2 separate regions of the Homo sapiens genome follow, and region 1 is linked to region 2. A link is a contact called in ENCODE Hi-C or POLR2A ChIA-PET data. All regions are on one chromosome and are shown on one strand. The core of a region is the stretch at or near the end of the contact, and the rest is flanking DNA. Distances in the headings are between cores, read along the strand shown. Region 1 has its middle 27 kb from the start of LINC02068. Region 2 has its middle 31 kb from the start of GHSR.

The links. Hi-C counts contacts between places; a loop is a spot of excess contacts on that map. ChIA-PET counts read pairs that join two places held with the same protein, here RNA polymerase II (POLR2A). Pooled maps may share reads with other maps.
Region 1: a loop to region 2 is called in a pooled map, with 4 times the contacts of the local background. The contact joins two enhancer-like sites. A Hi-C loop is called at or near these places in 4 of 168 maps with a recorded cell type or tissue (B cell, CD4-positive, alpha-beta memory T cell, left cardiac atrium and 1 more), 3 of 37 single-sample maps with no recorded cell type and 13 of 50 pooled maps. POLR2A ChIA-PET finds 5 or more read pairs at or near these places in 8 of 52 experiments (A549, CD8-positive, alpha-beta memory T cell, IMR-90 and 5 more).

Annotation. Positions count from the first base shown.
Region 1 is chr3:172,619,658-172,626,375 of GRCh38, reverse strand. No RefSeq gene overlaps it. Among named protein-coding and RNA genes, the nearest start is that of LINC02068, 27 kb to the right of the region's middle. Within about 2 kb of position 2,520, at least 7 of the 41 ENCODE cell types and tissues checked have a DNase peak (open chromatin) inside an H3K27ac peak, as active enhancers do; they include PC-9, where a contact is called at or near this core.
Region 2 is chr3:172,476,022-172,482,779 of GRCh38, reverse strand. No RefSeq gene overlaps it. Among named protein-coding and RNA genes, the nearest start is that of GHSR, 31 kb to the right of the region's middle. Within about 2 kb of position 5,324, at least 18 of the 41 ENCODE cell types and tissues checked have a DNase peak (open chromatin) inside an H3K27ac peak, as active enhancers do; they include PC-9, where a contact is called at or near this core.

The DNA of each region.
Region 1 (6,718 bases), core at 1,271-3,770, 150 kb before region 2:
AAACATTTCTAACATTGTTTTTGCTCCACTCTGCTGAAATTTATTTTGCTTAGTGCTATTGAATAAGTTCATATTGCAATACATACGCCCTCCACTTCAGCAGAGTATAGAATGGGATATTCCTGGAAGCTGTTCCTCTCCTGGATAAGTCAGCAATAACTTAACTGAAGCAGCTGCATATAATAAATATATCCTTCTAAACTCAAGCTAAATGTATCCCCAGCTCAATTTTTCCTTAGCGGATCCCCAAAATGCCTGTAGCCATTCCAAGCCATCTAACGTGGAGAATCACAATGGAGGAGAAGTTGTGGTGGGAAGAGTCAGTGATACTAACTGCAGTTAAAAAGTATTTTTACCTATGTGTGTTTTTAAAAAGCAACATCTTGTGTACCTATAAAAGGGGCTTATTCAGATAAAGGGCCCTAAACTCAAGTTTTATGGTAAATATGCTCATGCACAAGATTGAGATTTATACATTCACCCTCCTTCCAGATGTCTCTCCTGAGCCATCCTTAGGCCTACCAGGGCAGCAAGCCTCAATCTAAATGCATTACCTTCTTCCCTGAAGTGCCATTGCATTATATGGTCCCTATGTCATTTGATTGTATCACCTTCTCTTAGGTCTCTAGTTACTCAAGCTAGAATTATAAGTTTTATTTATTTCCTCCAGTCCTTCAACTTTCAATCAATCACCAAGCCCAATCAGTTTTACTTCCTAAATATTTCCCAACACCATTCCCTTTTTTTTCCATCCCTGGACACACTGTTTTACTTGAGTCATCACTTCTTGCCCAAACAATTGCAATAACTCCCTAACTACTTGTCTCCCTCAGTTTCATGTTCCTCAAATGTATCCCCTCCACAGCTGCAAAAACGATGAATTAAAACTCACACCTGACAAGATACTTCTCAGCTTCAAGTCCTGTTGCCTACTGGCAGGTTTCAAGCCACTTAATGTTATGTGCCCGGCTCTCCCTCGTGACCTTGCCCCTGCCCACCTCTGCAGCAGTAGTTCCTTACGTGTGGTCTGGGGACCCCTTGGGGGCCCACAAAATCAAAACTATTTTCATAATACTATGTTATTTGCCTTTGTCACTTTTTCTTTCATGAGTGCACAGCGGAGTCCTCCAGCAGCTACAGACATGTGATGTTGCAACAGATCCAAGGCAGAAGCAGGTGTGAGAATCCAGCTGTCTCTAGTTAAGCTAGACATTAAAGAGATTTGTAGGCCCGGGCGTGGTGGCTCACGCCTGTAATCTCAGCACTTTGGGAGGCCGAGGTGGGTGGATCATCTGAAGTCAGGAGTACAAGACCAGCCTGGCCAACATGGTGAAACCACGTCTCTACTAAAAATACAAAAATTAGCTGGGCGTGGTAGCGCGCACCTGGAGTCCCAGCTACTCGGGAGACTGAGGCAGGAGAATCACTTGAACTCAGGAGGCGGAGGTTGCAGTGAGCCGAGATCGCGCCACTGCACTCCAGCCTGGCGACAGAGCGAGACTCCGTCTCAAAAAAAAAAAAAAAAAAAAAAAAAGATACTTGTAAAAATATAATACAACGCCACATTTTTCACTAATTTGTATTTGAAAAATTCAGGATTTCTTTCGTAAAATAGAGCTTAAGATAACATGTAATTAAATACATTAATAACTACATTTCAAATTTATCAGCTTTAGTCTCCCTCCCTCCCTCCCTTCCTTCCTTCTTTTTTTGTTTGTTTTCCTCAGGGTCTTGTTCTGTTACCCAGGCTGGAGCATGCAGTGCCACAATCTTGGCAAACAGCCTCGACCACCCAGGCTCAAGTGATCCTTCCACCTCAGCCTCCTAAGTAGCTGGGACTACAGGTGCATGCTACCATGCCCATCCAACAGTTTCTTAAAAGTAAATAAACATCGGCCGGGCGCGATGGCTCACGCCTGTAATCCCAGCACTTTGGGAGGCCGAGGCGGGTAGATCACGAGGTCAGGACATCGAGACCATCCTGGCTAACAGGGTGAAACCCCGTCTCTACTAAAAATACAAAAAATCAGCCGGGCGTGCTGGCGGGCGCCTGTAGTCCCAGCTACTCTGGAGGCTGAGGCAGGAGAATGGCGTGAACCTGGGAGGCGGAGCTTGCAGTGAGCCGAGATCACACCACTGCACTCCAGCCTGGGCGACAGAGCGAGACTCCGTCTCAAAAAAAAAAAAAAAAAAAAAAAAAGTAAACATCAATAAATGAAGCCCACATAAACAAAAGCTCTTCGTGGGGGAGGGGGAAGGGTCCTCAATAATGTTTAAGATTGTAAAGTCCTGAGACTGAAAAGTTTGAGAGCTGCTGCTCTGTAGCATCCTCTCCTGGCCGTCCCTGCACATCGTGCTGTGGTACAGCTAGCCAACCCGGAACTTATTACCGCGGTTCTGTTCGTGTTCCGCACATGCGCCATGTTCTCTTACCGAACACCCTTCCTTCTCCTTAGAGTGCTTTTCACTGTTCTTGTATTTCTTTGCCAGCCTCCTCCAGGAGCCTTTCCTAACTCCTTTCTCAGGAGGATTTAGGGGTCGTTCCTCGGGTCTCACACTGCACTCCACACATGACATGGTAATTGTCTGCAGGTAGGTCTGACTCCCTCACAAGACTAGGACCCTTGATGTGGGGGTCACGTCAGCCTCACCTCTGTGACCCCAATGCCTGACATGGTGCCTCTTATAAGCGCTCAATAAATCTTTGATGAACAACCAACTGTATCATTCTTCTTCCTATTAACAACGCATAGTTTTCAGGATATGTAAAATAATGCCTGATACTTTTGTATATATTCGCTTATTTATATTCCTGAGATAAAATATCTGGGGCTTTCTTTCCTGCATGAGTTTTCTTTCTACTAATGTATTGAAAATCTTATTTGGTTAAAGAGTGAAATTCCAAAGCCTATAATATAATAGACATTTAAAAATTTAAAGCCATTGCCAGTAGAGGGCGCCTTGAAAGTCAACGACGTTCGCCATCCCATACACTGCGGTTTGTGTTTTGTGTTTCATCTGGATTCTTTTTCTTTTCTTTTCTTTTCTTTTTTTTTTTTTACAAAAAAGAAAGAAAAGATTTATCAATAGCTTTCTTGTACTTTTTGTAAAAGGTCAATAAAAGTCATAGTTCATCACAGGATTAAGTTGGGTTGTTTTTTATAAAATAGAATTGAAAATTCTCATAACTACCTGATTAAAAAAATGACTGAGTTCTCAAAACAAACAAAACAGGACTTGCATTAATCCTTTGTTGAAATATGACTCACCTCTCTGCTTGCCAAAGTGTTTTATTTTTTTTTAACATGCTTTTATTCAAGGTAGATATTTGCCATCCCTTTGCAGAAAGGCTGACAGAACAGTGGTGGTCTGCATTTTTGAGGGACCGTTTAGTGTAGCAGGAAATATACGACCTTTATCTTTTCATTCTGTTTGCTGGCAAACCCCAGGCACCCAGCACTGCATTATAGAAAAACTGCCTTTGAAAACAACAAATAAGGCAGGGAGGGGTGGCCTTCAAAAGCTGGGGCACAGGTTCCAGCAAACAACATCCAGCCACGATGTTTGTGGAACTGCCATATTTTTAAAAACAGACATAAAATGATTAAGAAGGAAAACCTCACCATTCATTTCATGTAGAAGAGAGGAAATATCATGAACTAAAATTTGGGAAACTGTAATCCCAGTTCCAGCTCTGCCAGTAAATATCTCGGTAAATTTAAGTTTTTATTGGGGTTTTGTGTTCCCCATCTTAAAAGTCATTTTATCTAAACCTCTTTCTTACTCCCCCCAAATACTTGAAACAGCTTATAATTAAACAAAAAATATAATGAAATTGTGACACAGAAATAGTAGCTCTGTATTAGTGTGTTTTCACACTGCTATAAAGAATACCTGAGACTGGGTAATTTATGAACAAAAGAGGATTAATTGACTCACAGTTCTGCGTGGCTGGGGAGGACTCAGGAAACTGACAATCATGGCAGAAGGTGAAGGGGAAACAAGGCACATCCTACATGGTGGCAGGAGGGAGAGAAGAGCACAAAGGGGCAAGAGTCTCACACTTATCAAACAACCAGATCTTGTGAGAGAACTCCCTTATTATCATGAGAACAGCATGGGGGAACCACCCCCATGATCAAATCACCTCCCACCAGGTCGCTCCCTCAACACCTGGGGATTACAATTTGGATTACAATTAAAAATGAGATTTGGGTGGGGATACAGAGCCAAACCATATCAGGCTCATAGCCAAGGAAATGAACAAAAATATGCTAACTAGAAAAATCAGTTTATGTGGTTGAACTTCCAGTTTGGCCCTGAGGACCCTGGCAGTCAAGGCAAAAAGTAGAAAATTTAGTCAGTGACTCAGTCTTTATTTTAAACAGGAAGAAGTCTTCTAATTTCTCAGAGTTGATCATCTTTCTTTATCAATAAATTCTAAAAGAAAATCCCGACATGTGACCTACTGAATAATGTCCTCAATTATTTTAAAGCAATACAGCAGGAACTTTCACGTAACTATTTATTTAATGAACCTCAATGAGAACTGTGGACGTGACTTTAAACATCAGTGTAACCATATATTGAATCAATAAAAGTAACAGTGTTTGTCCTACTACTTGTCTCTAAGGACTATTAAAAATAAAGCTGTAGAAGGGCAATTTAAAAAGGTTTGAGTTAAACCAAAGTCAAATGTTAGATATTGTCAAATATATCCCTGGATGTGTATTGATGATAAGATAATCTGCTTTCTGATTTTCTTTTATTGGGGCTCATGGAAAAAAAGAAAATGTTATAGGTGCATATGAAAATTATTAAAGATTGGCTGGGTGTGGTGGCTCATGCCTGTAACCCCAGCACTTTGGGAGGTCGAGGTGGGTGGGTCACCTGAGTTTGGGAGTTCAAGACCAGCCTGACCAACATGGAGAAACCCCGTTTCTACTAAAAATACAAAATTAGCCAGGCGTGGTGGTGCATGCCTGTCATCCCAGCTACGCAGGAGGCTGAGGCAGGAGAATCACTTGAACCTGGGAGGCAGAGGTTGTGGTGGGCTGAGATCATGCCATTGCAGTCCACCCAGGGCAACAAAAGAAAAATTCCATGTCAAAAACATTTTAAAAAATCAAGAAAATTATTAAAGGTTATACAGAAAGTTGTTAATTCATTACCTCTGAGGACTGGGAACAGAGATCTTAAGGGAAGAAAAACTTTTTTCCCCCAGTTTGCTACTCTCTGAAACATTTGAATTTTTTATTAAAAAAATTTTTCTGGAGACAATGTCTGGCTATGTTGCCCAAGCTGGAGCACAGTGACTATTCATCGGCATGATCATTGTGCACTACAGCTTCAAACCTGTGGCCTTGAGTGAACCTCCCACCTCGGCCTCCCCAGTAGCTGGCCAAGTGTGCACCCCTGCACCTGGCTTTGAATTTTTCATGATGATTTATTATTTCTTATTTTAAAAAGGGAAAGAAAAGCTGGTTTACCCATAACTAATACTCTGTACAAAATCTACAAAAGGACACAAAATTTGCATTTTAGTTTTCTTTTAGTCATGATTTAGTTCATCACTTGGCAAGCTATCTCTTGCAAAAAGCACTCACTCAAGATAGCTTAAGTAGAGTGAGGTTTATCATAGGGATACAACCAAAAATCTCCTGGACATCCAAGATCACAAAATAAAGGAAAGCTTTCCCCTCAGAGAGCTTGATACAGAAAATTCAAGACCCAGGCTATTTCCTCTTCCTCTCCATGTATCAGAAATGTATAAAAACAAACCAATTATGGATGGGGCATGGCACCTATTACTGACTTAACATTGTTTCTTAAGTCAGTGGTTTTTTTTTTGTTGTTGTTGTTGTTGTTTGTTTGCTTTTTGATTTTTTGAAACAGGGTATGGTTCTGTCGTCCAAACTGGAGTGCAGTGGTGCAGTCATGGCTCACTGCAGCCTCAACCTCCTGGACTCAAGCAATCTTCCCACCTCAGCCTCCCAAGTAGCTAGGACTACAGGCATGCACCACAAGTCCAGCTAATATTTTTATTTTGTAGAGACAAGTTCTCACCATGCTGCCCAGACTTAGTGTTTCTCAAAGGTTAACTGGCATATGAATTACTTGGGGACCTTGTTAGATTGCAGATTCTAATTCAGTAGGTCTAGATGGCCAGAGAGTCTAATTTTCTAATAAACTCCCAGGGATTTCCCTAATGCTGCTGGTCAGCTGACCACACTTTGAGTAGCAAGGCCTTACTGCACTTTGTTTTTTTTTTTTTTTTGAGAGGGAATCTGATTGGTTGCTAGCCAGCCAATAAATTGGTTGAGTGCAATCATCTGGGTCCTGCTCATATGCCCAATTAGTGGGAGCTATGGTTGGAAGTAGAGTCTCAGAATGAGAGACACGAGTGGGCAGGCAGCTCAAAAAAGATCAAACATTATACCCTTATCTGCATCCAAAGTTGCCACAAACATGAGCCAGCTATGAACAACAGAAAACCCTCTCTCCCTGTTGCAAACCTGCAACAACTCTGAGGAAAGTGGGGGGCTGCCTTCAGACTGATTCCAGGTTGTTGCAGGTTTGGAATAGGGAGAAAGGGTTTTCTGTTGTAAGTAGCTGGATCTTCCCCTAGGACCTCTGTTCCCAATCCTCAGCGGTAACCAGTTAACCCTCTAGGTGATATGCATTCTAACTTCTGGCTTGTTGTAATCTATTCCAGGTG
Region 2 (6,758 bases), core at 4,075-6,574:
GAAAACTGAAAGCCTTTCCTCTAAGATCTAGAATAATACAAGGATGTCCATTTTCATCACTTTTATTCAACATAGTACTAGAAGTCCTAGTCAGAACCGTAAGACAAGAGAAATAAATAAAGGACTTTCAAATTGGAAAGGAAGAAGTCAAGTAATCTTTGTTTGCAGACAATATGATCTTATGTTTAGAAAAACCTAGACTCCAGCAAAAAAAAGTATTAGAATTGATAAAGTCAGTAAAGTTGCAGGATACAAAAATCGGTAGCATTTCTGTATGCCAACAGCAAACAATCTGAAAAAGAAACCAAGAAAGCAATCCCACTAACAATCACTACAAATAAAATAAAATACCTGTGAATAAACTTAACAAAAGAAGTGAAAGATCTCTACAGTGAAATCTGTAAATTATTGATGAAAGAAATTGAAGAGGACCCAAAAACTGGAAAGGTATACCATGTTCGTGGATTGGAAGAATCAATATTGTTAAAGTGTCCATACCCAAAGCAGTCTTCAAATTGAATGCAATCGTTATCAAAATATCAATGGCATTCTTCACAGAAATAGAAAAAATAATCCTAAAATTTATATGGAGCCATGGCTGGGTGTGGTGGCTCACTCCTGTAATCCCAGCAATTTGGGAGGCCAAGGTGGGCAGATCACTTGAGGTCGGGAGATCAAATCCAGCCTGGCCAACATGGTGAAACCCCGTCTGTACCAAAAAATACAAAAATTAGCTGGGCGTCGTGGTGTGCACCTGTAATCCCAGCTACTTGGAAGGCTGAGATGAGAGAATCGCTTTAACCCAGGAGGCGGAGGTTGCAGTGAGCTGAGATCATGCCACTGCGCTCCAGCCTGGGTGACAGAAGGAGACCCTGTCTCAAAATACATAAGGAGCCACAAAAAAAAAATTGTAAAAGCAATCCCGAGCAAAGAGAGCAAAGCTGAAAGCATCACATTTCCTAACTTCAAATTATACTACAAACTATATAATCAATAAAGCATGGTACTGACATGAAAAACAGATGCATGGGCCAATGAAACAGAATAGAGAACCCAGAAATAAATGCATGCATTATCACATTATCAGTCAGCTCATTTTTGGCAAAGGTGCCATGAGCATATATTGAAGAAAGGACAGTCTACTCAATAAATGGTGCTGGGCGTGTAATCTCAGCTACTCAGGAGGCTGAGGCTGGAAGATCACTTGAGCCCAGGAGTTAGAGATCAGCTTGAGCAATATGAGACCCCACTTCCAAAAAAAATTTTTAAGAAAGAAAAAAGAAGAAATGATAGTGGAAAAACTAGATACCCCTATGCAGAAGAATGAAACTAGACTCCTACTGTCAAATTCAAAAATTAAAACAAAATAAAGACTTAAATCTAGGACTTGAAGCTATGAAACAACTGAAAGAAAACACTGGGAAAGCACTGCGCAAAATTGGTCTGGGCAAAGATTTCTTGGCTAAGACCTCAAAAGCACGAGCAACCAAAGTAAAAATGGACAAATGAGATGATACCAAGTTAAAAAGCTTCTGCACAGCAAAGGAAACAATCAACAAAGTAAAGAGACAACCTATAGAATGGGAGAAAATATTTGCAAACTACCTATCTGACAAGAGATTAATAACAAAAATATGTAAGGAACTCAAACATTCAGTAGCAAAAAACAAATAATGCAATTTTAAAATGGGCAAAGGATCAGAATAGACATTTCTCAAAGAAAGACATACAAAAGACAAACAAATATATAAAGAAAATGCTCAACATTACTAATCATCAAAGAAATGCAAATCAAAATCACAATGAGAAATCATCTTACCCCAGCTAAAATGGCTTGTATCAAAAAGACAGGCAGTAACTGATGCTGGCGAGGATATGGAAAAAAGGAACTTTCCTATAGTGTTGGTGGGAATGTAAATTAACACGACCACTATGGAGAACAATGTGGAGAATTCTAAAAAAAGTAGAAATAGATTCAGAAATCCTACTGCTGGTAAATATCCAAAAGAAAGGAAATAGGTAAGTAATATTGGCATTCCCACGTTTATTGCAGTACTATTCACAATAGCTAAGATATGGAATCAACCAAGGTGCCCAGCAATGGATGAATGGATAAAGAAAATGGGGGACATATACACAATGGACCATTATGCAGCCATAAAAAAAAAGTATGAAATTCTGTTATTTGCAGCAACATGGATGGAACTGGAGGACATTTTTTTTAAGTGAAATAAGCCAGGCACAGAAAGACAAATATTATATGTTCTCATTTATGTATGGGAATTAAAAGAAAAAATTGACCTCATGGAGACAAGAGAGAGTAGAATGATGGTTACCAGAGGCTGGGAAGAGTAGCGGGGAGCAAGGGATAAAGAGGGGATAGTTAATGGGTACAAAAGTAGAGTTACTCCCCCTGAGTAAGATCTAGTGTTTGATAGCATAATAGGGATACTATTGTTAACAATAATTTGTTGTATTTTTCAAAAGAACTAAAATGGTGCTTTTGGAGTGTTCCTAACACAAAGAAATAATAAATGTTTGGGGTGATGGATATCCTAATTACCCTTATTTGATCATTACACATTGTATGTTTGCATCAGTACATCACATGTACCCCATAAGTATGTGCAAATATTTTGTATCCATAATAATTAAAAATAAAAGAATTTTAAAAAATAAAAGGTAAATCAAATAAGAAACAAAAAGATACGATAAAGTTCTGTTTCTTAATGTTACTGAAGCACCAGGGATTCAGTGTAGGTCCTGCTGCTGGCCGCACAGAAAGCCAATCACTGAGACAATTATTGCCAAGAAAGAAAACTTTAATCAGGTGCTACAGCTGAGGACATTGGGGATCAGTCTCAAATCCATCTCCCTGAGTGACTAAAATTAGGGGTTTATATAGCAGGGAAGAAATGTAACTATGTGTGAGAAAGCAGGAACTGGAAAGGGGTAAGAAAGCAATCATAATGAATGAGGGGCCTGGAGTCTCATTGTCCTGATGCCATGATGTGGTGAGTCTCAGTTCTTTGATACTGTTTGAGAGGCCTGGGGGTCCTTTCCCGAGGAAGGAACTCAGATAAAACAAAGGTAAGTTTCACACTGTAAGATCAGAAAAGTCTATTTCTACGTTTATCCAAAGAAAAAAAAAACCCAAAAACTGTTCATGGGACTATTGGGTTGGATTCATTAATTTTATGTGGGTTCATAGGGCTGGTTCTCTGTAGTATCTTTTTTTACACCTTACACATACATTATAATTTTGCAGTTTAAATCTTACCTGAATAGTGTTGGTAAGCATGCCAAACCAGGGATTTGGGGGGGTAATGCACTACTCTTTGGTCCAACCAACATTTTTAAAAACTTTATTGGATCTTATAAATTGCACATGAAAGGTATGTTTTTTATTATGAGTGAAATGTAGAAATGTATGAAGAAAAATGTTAAAAATCTGTAATCCCCCCACTCCCTTCCCATCATGAAGGATCCAATATTAAAACTCTGTGTCCTGGCTGGGTGCAGTGGCTCATGTCTGTAATCCCAGCACTTTGGGAGGCTGAGGCAGGTGGATCACTTGAGGTCAGGAGTCCAAGACCAGCCTGGCCAACATGGTGAAACCCCATCTCTTTCAAAAATAGAAAAATTAGACAGGCATGGTGGCAATGCACCTGTAATCCCAGCTACTTGGGTAGCGGAGGCAGGAGAATCACTTGAACCCAGGAGGCAGAGGTTGCAGTACAATCTCCAGTGAGACTCCATCTAAAAAAAAACCAAAAAACCAAAAAACTCTGTGTCCTTTCATATGTTTCTCCCTGTTCCCAATATTCTAGCTTAATTAATTTTTTGTTTTACAAATGGAAATATATATACATACATATATAGGTATATGCATATGCAGTTGTGTATAAAACTCAGCAACTCATTCCTTTAATAGTACATAGACTCCTTTCCAGATCAAAGTATACAGATTTAATTGGTTCTTTTAAAATACTGCATAATAACTCATTGAATGAATAGATTATAATTTATTCCAAGATTTGATTGTTCCCAATTATTTGTCACTACAAATAATGCTACAATAAACATTTTTGTCATTGATCTCAACATTCTGGATTCCAAATTGGGATTTCTGGGCCAATTTAACATTTTAGATGTTAAAAATACCTGTCTGGCCTGGCTGAGACAGCACATATCTGTAATCCAAGCATTTTGGGAGGCTGAGGCAGGTGGATCACTTGAGGCCAGGAGTTTGAGACCAGCGTGGGCAACACAGGGAAACCCCATCTCTACAAAAAAATGAAAATAAATAAATAACTCCCTGATTACTTCCTTAATCTTTTGTAGCACATTACACACCTAGCAACAGAAAATGAGAATGCTCTGGTCCCCACATCATCACCAGAGTGAAATATTACTATTTGTGTTCCTGTTTGCCAGCCTGATGAGTGAAAACAGTATCTAATTTTTGTGTTAACCACCAACATTCTTTACCTGCTGCTTCCATTCTGGTCAGCAAAGGTGGTGCAGGTACAGTGGCTTCCTAAGCACACTGCTTCTCAGTACCTCCTGGTGAGCATTTAAAAATGCTGATGCTCAGTCTTCCTCAGAGACCTACTGAATTGGAATCTTCCTGTGTTTGTTTACGTTTTAATTTCCACAAGTGATTCTGATACAGCTAACTTGGCACCTGTTCACTGACAGGCAACTGAAAATCACGAATAGAACCTATGTAGACTTGAAAAACCTACATTTCAAACCCTGTGGTGTGCGAATTAAGTATTTAAGAAAACAAGATACCCAAGTGATCATTCTGATTAAATGTTCAAAAATTCAATTCACCTGCAACATTTTAATTCTATGAATTGTTTTAACAAGGGATGATGCCTGCATGTTACTTCCTCTGCTTCAGAAACTAAAGCCTAAGATACGGGAAGCAGCTGTGGACTGGCTATTTTTGAAGGACAGTTTTCTGGACAACTGTGGATTCCTTCTTGTAGAACATGAATACTGATCTTTTTGACAATGAAATAAGGTCAAGAGAGTCTTGGCCTCTCATCGCTGGACTCTGTCCCATCCAACCTCCTCACTTGAAGCATAGAGAAAAAACTGCTACTCCAATTTTTATCAGAATGGACCTAGACAGGGCGAGGGATTTCTAAAGACAATGGCCCTTGAGGAGAGGTCAGCTCAGCTGTTTGAGAGGCGTGAATAGCAAGGCAGGGACATTCTCTCCTCTCTCCTTGAAACCAGACAGGGGGCAGCCACCTTGTTACCACACACTATGAGCTGCCACCAGGTGGCGAGTTTCCCTTATTTTCCTCAAAGCCCAAAGTACTTGAGAGAGAATAAAATGACTTCAAATTCTGGTTAAAATGAAAGTGAAGAGGAGTAGTTTATATCTGGACCATAAGTAATCAGGGATGCAGACGAGATAATCAGAGCATTGTACCGACATGTCCTGATTGAGATCTTGCCACCAATGGCTTCTGGTAGTTATGTCATATCCTCTCTGTGTCTCCGTGCCTTATTTATTCAAATGGGGATAATAACAAAACCCAACTTGTAGCGGTTATTAGGAAATGATTAATATGAGTGACGTGCTGAGATACGGCCTGGCAAGTTCTAAGCATTCAATATGCTTAAAAAAAAAAAAAAAGAGGGAGGCGGAGCTTGCAGTGAGCCGAGATCGCGCCACTGCACTCCAGCCTGGGTGACAGAGCAAGACTCCGTCTCAAAAAAAAAAAAAAAAAAGGAAAGAAAAGAAAAGAAGACGAAGAAAACCTCTGGTACAGAGGTTTTACAGCCTCATTTTAATTGCTTTCATGCTGATTTTGATTTCAGATTTCTCTTTATTCTTAAAATCTCCCAGAAAGTCATATTGACGTCAAAATTGGAAATGACCTAGTTAAAATAGATAAGTATAAAACAGGGCTCAAGTACGTCCTGTTTTGAGAAAAATCAATGTATAAAACCCTCAAGTTTAATAAAACAGATAAATTTAAGAGATTACAAAAGAGCATTTTAGAAAGAAATGAATAGCAGTCTTTCTTTAAAAGTAAGCTTCCTTTCTGCATTAAGAATTTGGTTCAACTTGTGAAACTCACTTGCTCCTAACTGCCCTGTGAAGTGAGATGAACGCATCCTTAGGATACATTGGGAAGATGAGCATTCTGCTTCTGCAACGCCTGCTTCCCCTTTTTGCACACGTTCCCTTCCCTACAAACTTGCCACACTGCCTGCCTGCCTGCAACCCATCCCCTTTTGTCTCCCAATCCTCTCCCTCCTGGAGGGGCACAGGCAATGGATGAAGATCAGGAGGATATACAACACAGTCCATGGTACAGGCTGAAGGGTGGAGAGGAGTCCTCCTCTTTCCCCCAAGCTCCAGGAAGCTCATCACATGAGTGGAAAGTTGGAGAGTGACCTGGGCGCGGTGCTGTTTACACTTGGGCAGACTTCTGGTTGGGGGCAACTTTAACTCCAGGGAGTTAATAATAATCATGTGGGCAGGGCATGGTGGCTTACCCCTGTAATCCCAGCACTTTGGGAGGCGGAGGCGGGTGGATAACCTGAGGTCAGCAGTTCGAGACCAGCCTGGCTAACATGGTGAAAACCCATCTTTCCTAAAAATAGGATGTGGTGGCGAATGCCTGTAATCCCAGCTACTTGGGAGGCTGAGGCAGGAGAATCGCTTGAACCTGGGAGGCAGAGGCTTCAGTGAGCTGAGATCGTGCCATTGCACTCTAGCCTGGGCAACA